Regions from separate parts of the Homo sapiens genome. Here region 1 is linked to region 2. A link is a contact called in ENCODE Hi-C or POLR2A ChIA-PET data. All regions are on one chromosome and are shown on one strand. The core of a region is the stretch at or near the end of the contact, and the rest is flanking DNA. Distances in the headings are between cores, read along the strand shown.

Evidence for each region. A loop is a pair of places that touch in the nucleus more often than their neighbours do. ChIA-PET counts read pairs that join two places held with the same protein, here RNA polymerase II (POLR2A). Pooled maps may share reads with other maps.
Region 1: a loop to region 2 is called in a map of HCT116, with 2.1 times the contacts of the local background. The contact joins two enhancer-like sites. A Hi-C loop is called at or near these places in 7 of 168 maps with a recorded cell type or tissue (Caco-2, Calu3, HCT116 and 4 more) and 5 of 50 pooled maps. POLR2A ChIA-PET finds 5 or more read pairs at or near these places in 8 of 52 experiments (AG04449, BJ, GM12878 and 5 more).

The regions. Positions count from the first base shown.
Region 1 is chr13:106,140,890-106,147,631 of GRCh38, forward strand. No RefSeq gene overlaps it. Among named protein-coding and RNA genes, the nearest start is that of LINC00460, 230 kb to the right of the region's middle. Within about 2 kb of position 3,487, at least 7 of the 41 ENCODE cell types and tissues checked have a DNase peak (open chromatin) inside an H3K27ac peak, as active enhancers do; they include HCT116, PC-3 and PC-9, where a contact is called at or near this core.
Region 2 is chr13:106,098,864-106,106,445 of GRCh38, forward strand. No RefSeq gene overlaps it. Among named protein-coding and RNA genes, the nearest start is that of LINC00460, 270 kb to the right of the region's middle. RefSeq lists an enhancer at 1,431-2,298. Within about 2 kb of position 1,893, at least 6 of the 41 ENCODE cell types and tissues checked have a DNase peak (open chromatin) inside an H3K27ac peak, as active enhancers do; they include HCT116, PC-3 and PC-9, where a contact is called at or near this core.

The DNA of each region.
Region 1 (6,742 bases), core at 2,237-4,736, 44 kb after region 2:
CAACATTTTCTAAAAAGCTAAATTAGAAAATTGGGGCTGGTATTTGATTCCTGACACAACTTCTGTTCTCCTAAAACAGTGGACTTACACCTTATAGATCCTAACAGGTTCCTATTAAAGTCACTGGAATATTGGCTGGGCGTGGTGGCTCACACCTCTAATCCCAGCACTTTGGGAGGCCGACACGGGTGAGTTTCTTGAGGCCAGGAGTTCGAGACTGGCCTGGCCAACAAGGCGAAACCTCATTTCTACTAAAAATACAAAAATCAGTCTGATATGGTGGCATGGATCTATAATTCCAGCTGCTTGGGAGGCTGAGGCATGAGAATCACTTGAACTCGGGAGGTAGAGGTTTCAGTGAGCTGAGACGGCACCATTGCACTCCAGCCTGGGCGACAGAGTGAGACTCTGTCTATAAACAAAATAATACAATAAAATAAAACAAAACACCAGTGACCTAAATCTACACCAAACCCACAATTAAAATAAATAAATAAGTAAAGTCATTGGAATATTGAACCAACTTTATATGGAGTTGTGCCAGAGAATGCTCTTTCCTCTGAAGGAGGCCAACATGAATCTCCTCAAGTGCAGGGCTTTATTTTACATATAGAACCAACCATCTCACACGCCTCTCAACACCGGTTCCCCAACATGCCAATTTAAACTTTCATTTTCAAAGACACTAAATCAATAGATGCCCACTGAGCTTGTGACTGAACTAACTCCTAATAGAAGAAAACTTAAAAGGGTTGACAGGTGTCAATAGGTGCTGATTGACTTTTAAGAGATATATTAAAAAATGAGGGTGCCAATTTATTTTCTCTGCCAGTGACAAATAAGTTTCAATTCCCTTACAATACAGTTGCATCCCTTTCATACACCTTTTTGATTATTCAGGGTTTCTGTACCTCTCTCTTCTTCTGCTATTCTTTTTCTCTAGAACATCATAACTTCCCCAATGGATAAGAGTTATGTCTTTATCTTCTGCACTGAAGCCCACTTCTTGGAACTAAACAACATACCATGAGTTAACTTACTTATCTGGCAATATCTATTATGTTAAGTGTGAGAGCAAATCAAAATATTAAAAGTCTTCTTTATAAAGATAGTAAGTCACCTGGTGAAGGTTATATCTAAAACTATGCATAATAATGCGTGAATGTGACTCATATTAACATTTATAAATTTCTACCCTCTGAATGCCTATGTCTCCCCGAAATTTATAGGTTGGAATTCTAACCCTAAAGGTGATGGTATTAAGAAGTGATTAGGTCATGAGGGCAGAGTCCTCAGAAAGCTCCTTTGTCCCTTACACCAGGCCCCGAGGACTCCGCAAGAATGCACTTTCTACAAACCAGGAAGCAGGCCCTCGCCAGACACTAAATCTGCTGGCACCTTGATTTTGGAGTTCCCAGCCTCTAGAACTATAAAAAATAAATTTCTATTGTTTATAAGCCACCCAATTATAAAACAGCATCCAATTGGGATGCTGTTTTGTTACAGCATCCCAAACAGACTAAGATATAAATATACTATAAGCTCTTTCAGGGTGAGCGTATTATCTTTATTTGGGTTCGTGGAATTAAAAAAATACCTGGCACAGAGTAAGCGTTCAATCAACATTTGATTAAAAAAATAAATCAGCCATGTCTCCCACTATATGTTAAAGAATGACAGAGAATGAAATAACTTTTTTTCTGTCAAAGGGAAGATTTTTGAAGAATGTACAGCGGAAAAATCAGTGACAATATGAGCACAGAGCTGCTTGGCCTCTCTCTCATACTTGTCCAATTCCTCTGAAGATCCCCCAAGGGTCAGAGAGAAGTACTAAAGCTAGTTTGTATCTTGGGTGACTAAATTAATGGGCTATATGTACAGAGAACCAAAAAATAACATTTGAGATAGAAGTAGAAAATGTATAATAATTGCAGCTCTCTGCGATCATGGAAAACAATTGATTCAATCTTTGAAACGACTGATATTCATGACTTCTTTTCAAAGTAATTATTAAGGTCAGTTTCCTATAAATTATTTATGTAGTGAAATTCACAGGCACTGAAGTAATATGGAACTTAGAAACAATCCTATCATTTGCTACAGCTAAATTGCACCTTTTTAGTAAGTTCTTATATTTCCCCAATATTTAGAATTTGAACATCTTAGGGTGAATTATATATAATTAGGTGTGTCTATGTGCCTTCATTTTTAACCCATCACAGGCACATCCACTGATTGGCCTGTGATGTCTTAGACTGCATGTCACATCAAAAACCCTAGTTGAATTTGCCTCAACTGGAGAGAAAAGGAAAACCATTGTGTCCCATCAAGATGGTGCACCTTTTATCTTATGTCTTAGCCAATGACTCCCCTATTCTCAAATTAAGAGATCCTGACAAATTTGGGGTACAAACCTAAACATAGGTAAAATTTAAATTACAAATACTTCTACCTGGGGTCTTCAGTATTTTATAATTCCTTCTTAGAGCTAAGCATAATTTTAAGTGCTAATAATGAACAAAATTATCCTTATTGCTATTTTTATCCTTTTTTCTAATATCCAACTTCTAGCTGTGGGTTTTACATATCTGGCCAACAAAAAGTTTGAAGACTAATCACAAAAGCATGTATAAACACCAAGAGGTTTTAGCATGTGTATAGAATATGAATTTGGAAATGTTTACATATGCAAATATTTTGAGAGCTAGAATTTTATTCTTGGCATAGAAACTAAGGGTTTTTTTCTAAGCACATTGCTACAGAAAACCGATATCCTGGAGGGATTGTTTACTCGGAAGAGGCTTTGGGATAAGAGTTACACTAGCATTTAATGATGTTGATCTAATGTTATTTTATGGTTAAAGGAGCTGCAGAATTTTACCCTAAACTTTTACCTTTTATCTAACTGTCTTTTTTTTTCCACTTCTTTAATAGTAAAAAAAAAAAAAAAAAAAAAAAATTAAATTGTGGTATTATAACACAGAGTGCACTTCTTTCTCAGTTTCATTGATGCCAATGAAGGCAAAATGGAATGAAATGTCATACTGACTTGAGTCATTAAAAAAAACATGTAATTTTAGTGTTTAGTCAGTAAATGAATTCAATAATATTCACACACGAATCTTTGAAAGAGTCATTTGGATTGCTTTTTAATAAAATAGAGCTAAAGCCTCCAGCCCCAATGGCCACAGGTAAACCTCAAGGTTGCCATCAAAATGGGCTGCAGTCTCCAGCCATTGGGTTCTGTCATGAGATTTACCATCACTGTGTTTCCCTGTTTTGACTGATCACTAAATACCTGAGGTATTTTGTTTTATTCCCAGGCACTAATTTAATGCTACCTTTGAATGTTCAAAAAAAATTTGCTGGTTATGTATTTGATGTTTACCTACTCATATGTGAAAATAAATACTTGAGATTACATTTGTGAGCTACTGTTTGAACTGGGTTTTTCTGCAGGAAAACCTGCTCAACCGGTTTTACCAAATCCCTAGAAGAATGTTTTCTGATACAAAGAATGGATTGTTACACAGGACAAGATAGGTAATTATGAGATCATGAATAAGTTTGTCTTTCATTGTGAAAGTACATAAAATAGGAATAGAATGTGTGATTACTGATTACAGAAGTTCTTTTACTATGGAACTTATAAGAAAAAAAAAGGAAGTTACCTAAGAGGGCATTCAAAAAATGCTCAGCTTGTTGTAACCCAAGCTAATGAAAACAAGGAAATTTATAGTTAAGGCTGACTTCCAATACCTAGGCACCACAGGGTGTCTTTTAAACCACTTCCTTCATGTGGCCCTTTGAGTCCATGGATGGGAGGTCGGCTTAAACTGTGAATTTCTTTATTATTAGTTTCTAACACAACCTTAAAGTACTTTGAGTGTACTCTGAGACTTTCTGGTTAGTGCGTTTAACTTCCTCTCTTTAACAACATTGGTATCACCTTGATGGGCTAAGCTACCACAACTGAGATTCAATGATTGCCAAATGGAGATATTGCTCTAGTTTTAGTTCCAAGCCTGGTGGGTTTTCCTTCACTATGCAACACCACTGATCACCATGCATGGGGTTTTTCAGAAGTGACATCTTCATAAAATTTTTTTCCTGATATTAACTAACACACAATTTATTTCATAATGTTAACAAAACTTTTGGAAGGCTTTCAATATCCTTATTGTTTCAAAAACAAGTTCAAGAAAGATACCTTCTGTGTAAAATTACTGCTATGATTTACAAGAAAAGATCTTCTGCAGTCTTCTTTGTTAAGTTGAGAGGGTGAGATTCCATTGGTGACAGGGAGGAAACAACAAGGCTCCCCTTTCTCATTACTGTCCATTTGAAACCTCTCTCTACAGACTTTGATCCTTAGGTGGCTGCTCAAATAGGTCACATGGTGTTTCTGGTTAGATAAGGGAAGTCCTCCAGTCATTTTTAATAGTCCAGTTTCAGCAATTTTATTGTCCAACCAACGCAACTGTCAGAATCCTAAACTTAACTTGGAGTTCTTGTTTCCCTCCTTCTCCCTCCCACCCCTTGGGCCTGCTTTGTGGAGACCTACAGTGTATTGGAGCTGGGAAACCAATACCACCAAACTGTGGTCTTCATACATGCTGAACTGACAAAGAAGCCTCAAGGTCTCTCTGACCTTCCTCCATCCCCAACTATCTCTCCCAAAGCATAGGATGAAGTCATTCTCTGAAGCTCCCTTATCTGACTAAAGTCCAGACCTACCAAAGAAGAAAAAATTACCTCTGGTCCTCTCCATAAGTTTTCATTAACTGAACTAATTTCACAGGAAAGAGGACTAAAGTCTCTCAAACTTGAACAGACTTGTGTCACAAACCATTGTTCACTCTGTGGGCCCAACAGACTTTGATTCAGACCATCATAGGTTCTTCAAACTCATTGAATTCTCCCTAGGAATTATGTATTGCCCCTCAACAGAATTCCTCTTCTCCCCTCTCCTATAACCTGTTTTGCCAAGATCCAAGCCCCCATTCATTCTGTAACTTCAAGATGGTTTATAAGCTTCTGCACCCCAATGGGAGGTGGCTTCTTCATTCTGAATGCCCCTGTCACCCAAAACTATGATCAAATAAATTTCTGTGGCTCTTCTCCCATTAATCTGTCCTTGATGAGTTGATTTTCTAGCAAACCTCCTGAGGGTGAAAGGGGAACTTTCCATTTGCCTCTTATAAGTGGAAGCTTCTTCCTTTCAAAAACTTCTCCTTTTCTCACTTTACCCTGTCCCCACTAGGCGGCCTTCTGGCTCTTCCTGGATTGGAGTGGGCTTGGGGAAGAAGGAGAGGGGAGTGGACAGAAAACCTCTATGTTCTCTGGACTTTGCTCTCTGAACTTTGGGGCTCTTCCAGGATAACTCTTTTTGTCTTCGGATGCATTTGTGAGTTCTCTGGAGACACCACCTCAATGCATGTGTCCCATTATGTTCCTTTAATGAGGTCAACATTCTTTCTCTGGCTGCCACTTAACATACCACTCAGGTTCTGTATCAGTGACACCCCTCCAAGCTCTTTCTGCTCTTTCTGCTATCAGTAAGTGTGTGCTTCCAGATGGGGTCACTGTGACAATGACCTTCCAGCTGGTGCCTTCCCCAGGGCTCACCTCTGTTATTCTAGCTCCCCATGTAGCTATGGCCTTCAATGGGACAGGCTGCATGATTTGTAAGGCCCACTGCAAAATAAAAATGCAGGGCCTCTTGTTCAAACACTATTAAGAATTTCTAGGTGGTGACAAGAGACCATTAAACCAGGTGTGGCCCTTCTGGGTGTGGAGCAGTGTGTGACTGCACAGTCTCAGGCCTAGCTCTTCATGCTGTGACTGGTAGGGCTTCAACACCACTCCACAATGTCTCCTAAGACCTAAGTAGCTCCTTTGGAGCCCTGTTCAGTAAGCAGAGAGCCAGGAGAAACCCCCATGCCCTCTCTTTGGATTGAGGAGGCAAATGGTAAGTACTAACTTTCCTTAAGAAGAATGTGTTGAGCATACCAGCATCACTCTTTGCTACTGTAGGAGAGAAACAGTATTTTTCTCACCCATCTCAAGGTTCATGACTGAGGCCTTTACAATAAAATACAGATTAATAAGGGAAAAGCATAACACATTGATTTAATATAAATTTTACATGTGTGGCAGCCTTCAGAAATGAAGACTCCAAAGAAACAGGGCAACCTGTGTTTGTTTCTGCTTAGGTTGGAGGAAGAGGACAGAGTCGTGCAGAAGTAGGATTAGACAGAGGGGGATATGAGCTACCTGTAATAAACTGGGGGAGCTTAGCAAGGCCTGTTTGTTTAGAATCTTTGTATTAGTCCATTCTAGCACTGCTATTAAAAAACAAATAAACAAAAAACCCTGAGACTGGGTAAATGTGTAAAGAAAAGAGGTTTAATTGGCTCATGGTTCTGCAGGCCGTACAGGAAGCATACTGGCTTCTGCTATGCAGAGGCCTCAGGAAACTTAAAATCATGGCAGAAGGTGAAGGGGACGCATGCACATCTTATATGGCCAGGGCACAAGGAAGAGAGAGAAGAGGCAGGTGCTACATGCTTTTAAATGACTAGATCTCATTAGAACTTAATATTGCAACCAAGGGGGGTGGTGCAGAACCATTAGAAATGACCCCTGTGATGCAATCACCTCCCACCAGCCCCCACCTCTAGCATTGGGGATTACAATTTGAAGTAAGATTTGGGTGGGGACACAGACCCAAACCCTCAGT
Region 2 (7,582 bases), core at 643-3,142:
ACTGGTGAGTATATCTTTGAGGGGACCACCAGCTCATCATTGTCCACTCTGGACCATTCCAACTTTGGAATCCAGGAGGCTGTCTCACAATGGGAGATGCCACATAGCAGCCTACAAACACATTCCTCTCACAGCCATGCCCAGCAGGAGCCCTAAGTTATCCATATTGCCTCTTACAACATCCGTAATAGGCTTATTCCAAATGTGTCTTCTGCAATAAAGTTGTTCTTGATCATTCTAATCAGACATGATTTCTCATTCCTTTGCATTCCCATAGGACTTTGCACTGTATGATAACCTTTATCATTTTGCACATTATAATCTCATTTCTTAAATCCTGAGACTTGGTTGGTTTTTGGTTTTGCCTAGGGTAATAACTTGTCAATACCTATTTAATTGACCCGCTTACAGATATAATAGGGGGAGGATGGCTTCAAAGAGAAAACATACAAACTCATTTTTTAAAAGCCTGTATCTTTGAACACAAAGATGAAAAGTAAAATAAACATTAGCTCAAGAGGAGACCAGAGGTTGTAGAATATTGTATTGTCATGCCTGGAGAAAAATAAACACTCGATTTCCAGATTTTTTCACTGGGATTCTAAAGCATCAGAATAAAGCAAATCGACTTTAGGGGAAAATAGAGGTAGAAAGATAATGGGGTTCTTGCAAGTAATCCCCTGGAGGGTACAGGCAAAAAAGAAAGGTCCTTTAAGGAAACAGAACTTCGTAACAGTTATGGGTGTAATATTTACCATATGTCCCATATGTTTTCAAATTACAAAAGTGCAACTCTTTCCCACAGCGCATTTGCAAGTGGACCTGACAACCCCAGGCCACAGAAATCAAAGACGGTAATCTACCATAAATTCTGCCACGCTAGATGGAACGAATATCTGTCAGATTTTTTAACTTAAACTTCTCTTCCTTTAAGAAGGCAGCATCTGGCTCTAAACTGCACATTTAATTTAAAAATCCTTTAATAACAGCATTAATTCTCATCGTTTTGCATTCTAGCAGTCTGTGACAAGCAAGCATGCGCTGCGTGCGTCAGGCAACCAGACTGCAAAGAGGAGAGGAGGCTGGGGAAGCCGAGGCGAGAGTTCAGGGAGGAGGCCGGGGAAGCCGAGGCGAGAGTTCAGGGGGCACTGTTTGCCTGGAGCCCTGCTCCGAGATCAAATCAGGGGCCGAGGACGTGTGATAACGAAGGAATAAAAGTTAGAATTCTTTTTGTCTAAGCAGAAGATATCTTTCAAATAGGACAATGCACTTGAAGCTTATAAAAAGCAAACTGGGCCCTTAAGAAGGAGAACTCAGCAGTGGTGACAAAGGCCAAGAATCCTGATCTTTGGACACGAAGTTAGACTTGGCTTCAATTGCAATTTCTAATGATCTTATTTTTGTGCTCTCCCTTAACCCTGGCTCAGTGCTTATCTTTTTAAATGACTTGTTCCCTTTCGTTGAAAAAGCAAAACTGGGAACCTCTCACAAAGTAAAGGCCACACACCCTCTGTCCCCACCCTAGGGCAGGGCGTGCAAGGAGGGAGGTGCCCTACTAAGAACTGAGAATTTACTAAGAGTAAATTCCTCCCTAACGCTTAGCAGCCTGACTTAGGAAAGAGGGCAGGGTGGCTGTGATCCAGAAGCTGAGGGTGTCCCCAGAGATATAAGGAAGGGGATGTGCTGCAGTGACACACCTGGCTTAGGGGGAGAAGGCAGGAAGGGCAGAAACTAGCTGGGTTGGGGGGTGGGGAGGCAGGAAGGGAAACCGAGTTTGGAAGAAAGGGCCCCTTCTAGTGAGACTGAGTAAGCACAGAAAAAAAAAAAAGCCCCTGCTTTGTGTGGCCTCCCTAGAGCCTGGGGAATTTGCAGGAGATAAAAGGCCAGACATTTCCCCCTGAAGACTGCAGGGTAGCACCTTTGTTTGTGAATGGCACACACCCTGGGGTGGGGATTCCTTTGCGGTTGCCATGACGGCCTGTCACACAAAGTTACATGTCCTGCTCTCTCCTCCCTGCCGCCCCAGCTGTCTTAAAATGGCCTGGATTTTAACTTCTGCATTCAGAATGGAGGAACTTTGCTTCTTAGGGTTTCTAACGCAAATGACCTAATTTTAAAGTCCATTTCCCTCCGCCGGCCGAGCAAATCTACATGAAGGGTACCCTGAGAATATTTTATTTTTGTATTCAGTGCCTTTTCAAATTTTCTGTTTTATGTAAAGCTGTGTTTGGGGCATTAACAATGCATAACGATAACCACTTAACAAACACTGCGAAGGGAATCTGAAGTAGGTGGCCTCTAGGGTGGGGGAAGAAAGAATAGAAAGATAATTCTCTGAGACCGAAGAAATATTTCCCTAACTATGATTTCACAGTAAAAGTTTCCTAATAAAAAAATGTTGTAAAGGAGGGTCTTTTAAAAAGTGGTCTGTGGTCTGACCCCTCTTCAAATTTACTTTTATGACTAATGTTGGGTGACCAAGCAATTATTATACTACTGAAAAATCTCATTAACTGCCTGAAAAATCAGCCAGTAAAGTGGGCCATGTCTGGTTTCTGCTCAACCTCATAAAACCTTTGAAGTCCCATAAGCGACCACATAATGACAGTAGAACTGGGGATGCCTCGACAACCTTCTTTCCTTCAGTCCCTCAGCTCGGCTCTAGAAGGCAGGCCCTGAACACCAGGGATTTTTGCCCACTCTATTCACAGTGTCCCTGGCACGTAAGAGGTGCTCAGGAAATATTTGTTAAGTAAGAGAAATTTAATTATTGTGATATCTGAGGGATTAAAGCCAAAAGTTAACCATAATAATATCCTAGATGATTTGAGGAAAATAAAACATTTATGCTGGGAACTTTTTTTAGATAAGATGTTAACTTGTATTTTCTTTCCCTGCATATTAGATCCCTTTTCTTCTCTCTGTTGAAGCCAGTAGCATGGGCTGAGCCTGTTTCCTCAAGGGCTCCATAAAGTCATATCCCAGCAAAAAGCCTAGTATGGTGTTTCTAAAATTACCTAACCTTTGTTGCAGACAAAATATCCTTGCAATAATCACGAAGAGAGAAAGATTTTCTCAAGCCAAGAAAGAGATGGTCAAGGCTGGTTGGAGGCACGCTGGTAAGAATGGAGTTCTGTGGATCTTGGAGCAATGAATATTTGTCAGAAGCAGATCTTTGGGGCTGGCAAGAGCTCAGATTGGGGATGGTTACAGTTGGAGGAACCATGAGCAGCCTAGAGAAGACCCTTATGCACCAAGTGTGGTAGGGGAGCCCCAGAGTCAGGAGCGCCTGTCCTGTGGGCACAGTGAGCTTGAGACAGCTGTCTTGGAAGAAACATTTGAACAGGGCTTCACACTTCCAAGGTCTTGACCTTCCTCAGACCCCCTGAACACAGGTCTCAGAGGAGGGAAGGGGAAAGTCAAGATACACTGAGGTCAAATGGTCCTGCAAGGGTATTAGTCTGTTCTTATACTGCTGTAAAGAATTTATCGAGACTGGGTAATTTATAAAGGAAAGAGGTTTAATTGATTCGCAGTTCAGCATGGCTGGGGAGGCCTCAGGAAACTTACAATCATGGCAGAAGGGGAAGCAAACACGTTCTTCTTCACACGGTGGCAGGAATGACAAGTGCCACGCAAAAAAGGGAAACCGTCTTATAAAACCATCAGATCTCACGAGAACACGCTCACTATCACAAGAAAAGCATGAGGTGACTGCCCCCACAATCTCATCGCCTCTCACAAGGTTCCTCCCCCAACACATGGGGATTACAATTTGGATTACAATTCAAGATGAGATTTGGGTGAGGACACAGAACCAGACCATATCAGCCAGCTATGCAGGAAGGGGTCCCAAAATACCATTTAAATTAGCTCATAGAAAATATATTGCTCTTTCTTCTGGTACAACGTGAGTTTTTGAATGGAGATTTGCACGGAGTATACATTATTTTAAAGCAATGCATTTTAGAGCAAACACAGATATACTTCGTATTCATATGAATTTATAAAAGCAAATTCATACTTCAAAGAAACATCATGCTCCCTTGGGCTGTGACTTCTGTCTCACTCAACTATCGGTTCGATGAAGCAGAAACTGTGTTTTGCCTGTAATGTCTTCCCAGGGCCTGACACATCACCTCACTCAGAGGAGGTACCAAATATTTGTTGAAATAATAAATGAATGCATGACCTCCTCTGCATGCATTCAATAGAAAATTTTCAGATATTCTCAAGATGATGCAAAATATATGTACACACCAGGCACTATACCACTGTCTATTTTTAAAAACATGGTTTTCTTAGGCAGATGTGTATCATTAGCAGGTGTAACTACGAATGATCCTATGGGTCTGATGATATGAGCAGATTAAACACCCTCTCACATTCGTTTGCATTCTCTCTTGGAGCCAGACTCTGAATAAAACAAATATTAGCTCTCTGCCTTTTATATGTTGTTTTCTTCTTTAGGTTCTTTCCAGCCATTCTGTGTCCAAATGGCTTTACAGTAGTGTATCTTCAAGATGCCTATTCTTTATACTTTTACTTTCCAACCATTCCCAATCTGAGAAACTTTTTCTCATCCAGTGCATGTCAGTACCCGGTGAGATAGATATATTTGGTACGTATCAGTAGAGGCATATTCTGTTGCTTTCTTCTCAGCACAAATCATAATTAACACCTGTCAGACTGGAGACAGTGATATGTGTACTTTGAGCATGGCTGAAGGAAAGGGAAGACGTGGGTATAGTCAGGGATAGCATCAAAACTTTGTACTCCCTGCAAGGGCAGGGGCATCCCCAATCAGAGCAGCGACCACAGCAAAAAGCACAGCCTCCCCTTAAACTACCAGCACAGCCTCACTGGTGTGCACCACCTGAGCATCCCGCCAGGTACCCGTCATCAACCCAACTCATCACCTCCAACGGAACAACCAAGAGGTGCGGTGTTATCACGGGTACGGATCTGCTTCCCACCTTTCACCAGAATACCTCCATGGCCTCTCCCTCAGCCCATGTGTTGACTTTGCCTGTCTTCAGCTTTGCTGCTATTTTAAACTTGGCTTTCCTGGTCAGCCTGGTGCAATCAGACCACAGGCACGAACCCTTTTACGACGTACCTTCCGCCCAGCCCTTCCCCTTCATTCTCCTGCCTCCACCCCAATCCACGTCCTATCTCCTTGCACAAGAATGACTGTAACAGCTTCCATACCCTTGGTCTCTCTGCCCCTGGTGAGTCCATTCTTCACACCTCTTGGCGTTAGTCTAATTAAAACCCTGTCTGTTCTGTCCCTCTACTATTCAAAAGATTGTAGTGGCACTAATTGCTCTAAGGAAAAATTCCAAATTCTTTGGAAACTTTCAAAGCTCCATCTTCCATTCATTCAGGCAACAAGTTTTAATTGAGCAGCCACTGTGTTGCACATACACTTTTAGGTACTGGGGATTCAGAGAGGAAAAAGGACAAAGATCCTTCCCCGTTTTATGGAGCTTTATCTACTCAGTCAGGCCCTCACTGGGACAGAAACACATACCAAGCCCATGACTGTTTGGGGCTTTTGTTTGTCTTGTTCCCCTTTCTTTCTGACTCACTTTTAATACTTTAGAATTCATCAGTATCCTTGGAGCAGTGTGCCAACCTCCCCTGTGGAGCAGCTGCCATTCCCATGGGCTCCCTCCTCACAACAGACCTGTCCTACCAGGACCAGAAAAGAATGTGACCCTCCAGCTGACACTTTTTACCCCTTTTTCTTATTGTACTTAGGTTTTCATATTGCTTGTTGCTCCACTAAAGTATAAGCCTCTGCCCATGGGACACGGCTCTGTTGGGCTTGTTCTCTGCTCTGTATCCAGCAGCGAAAACAGTGCACAGCATGTAGTGTGTGTCAACAGATATCTGTTGAATAAGTCAGGGAAGGAAGAATAAATGCATTGCCATTCTTAAATGGCTTTTCTTGCATTAAATGATTGTATTCTAGTTTTCTGTAGGAATATCTATAGGTCATAATAATGATAGCTGATATTTATGGCATGCTTACTAAGTACCAGCCATTGTTCTAAGCAATTTTACCCATACTATTTTACTTCATCCTCACTACAATCCTTTGATGTGGGTTTTGTTATTATACCCATTGTAAAGAAGAGAACACTGAGGCACAGTGAGCAATTCACCTAGTCTAAGATTAAAATGCAATTGGTTCACCCACAATACAAGCTGTTCCCAGTATAATGGCATGTATATTCATAACCACCTTGTCTTAATTACCTTGGTGTATCATAACAAAATACCATGTATGGGTGGCTTAGAAAACAGAAATATATTTCTCACAGTTCTGGAGGATGAGAAGTCCAAGATCAAGGTCTTGGGCAACCTTATTCACATCCTGATGAGGGCCCTCTTCCTGGCTGGTGGATAGCCACTTGGCAAAGACAGAGAAAGAGAGAGACAGAGAGAGAGAGAGAGAGAGAGAGAGAGCACTCTGTTATTTCTCTTTATAAGAGCACTAATCCTAACACATTAGCACATCACCCTATGACTTCATCTTACCTTAATCACCTCCTGAGGTCCTAACCTCAAATCCAGTCACATTGGTGATTAGGGCTTCAGCATATACATTCTTTTGTAGAGGGTGAGCACAAACATTCAGTTCATAACACCGGTTCTCCCTTCAGCCCATAAACATTTCTCAAGCACCTTCAGTGGGTTGGCACTTGAGAAGAGGAATAAATCAAGCTAACTCTCCACCTTCAAAGATATCTCTTCCTAGGGGAGAAGACACATGAGCAAAATTTCAGTATAATGACAGAAGTTCTCTAATAAAATTATGAACCTATGTTCATAGCTATGAGCACAGAGGTGGAAGCACACCACCTGCAAAGGTCAGAGAAGTCTTTGCAGGGAGCCACATTTAGACTCTGTCTAGGGCAAGTGTGCCCAACCCGTGTCCTGCAGGTCACATGCGGCCCAGGGTGGCTTTGAATGTGGCCCAACACAAATCTGTAAACTTCCTTAAAACATTATGAGATTTTTTTTTTCTTTTAGTTCACTTACTATTGTTAGTGTCAGTGGATTTTATGTGTGTCCCAAGACAATTTTTCTTCTTACAATATGGCCCAGGGGAGCCAAAAGATTGGGCTCCCAGGTCTAGAGTAACATAGAACAGTGCCATGCAGTTGATAGGAAGTTAGAGATCCCAGACTTTAGGAGCAACGTTTGAAAAGCCTCAAGGCCCTGGTAGCATGAACCTTTTAGAACATTTACCATTAGTTTGGTAATGCTTGAGCTGGGAGACCCATGTGAAGGGATTAGGCCAGAATTCCAAGCGAGGGGCCCACATGGACATCTGTATGCCATAGAAAGCATGGACTTCTTCCTGGTGCATTTTAAACAGGAGAGGGATGTAGTAGTGAGGTTGGGAACACGGATGGATGGAAACAGCAGGAGTAAGTGACAACAGAGAACAGGCCAGGTGGAAGTGCTACATATTCACAGAAGAAATGGTGCCTTAGGAGGCTGAATGGTTTGAATAAGGGACTAAATGCCTTGCCAGAAAGGAAGGAGCAAGAGAGCACCCAAGGTTTCT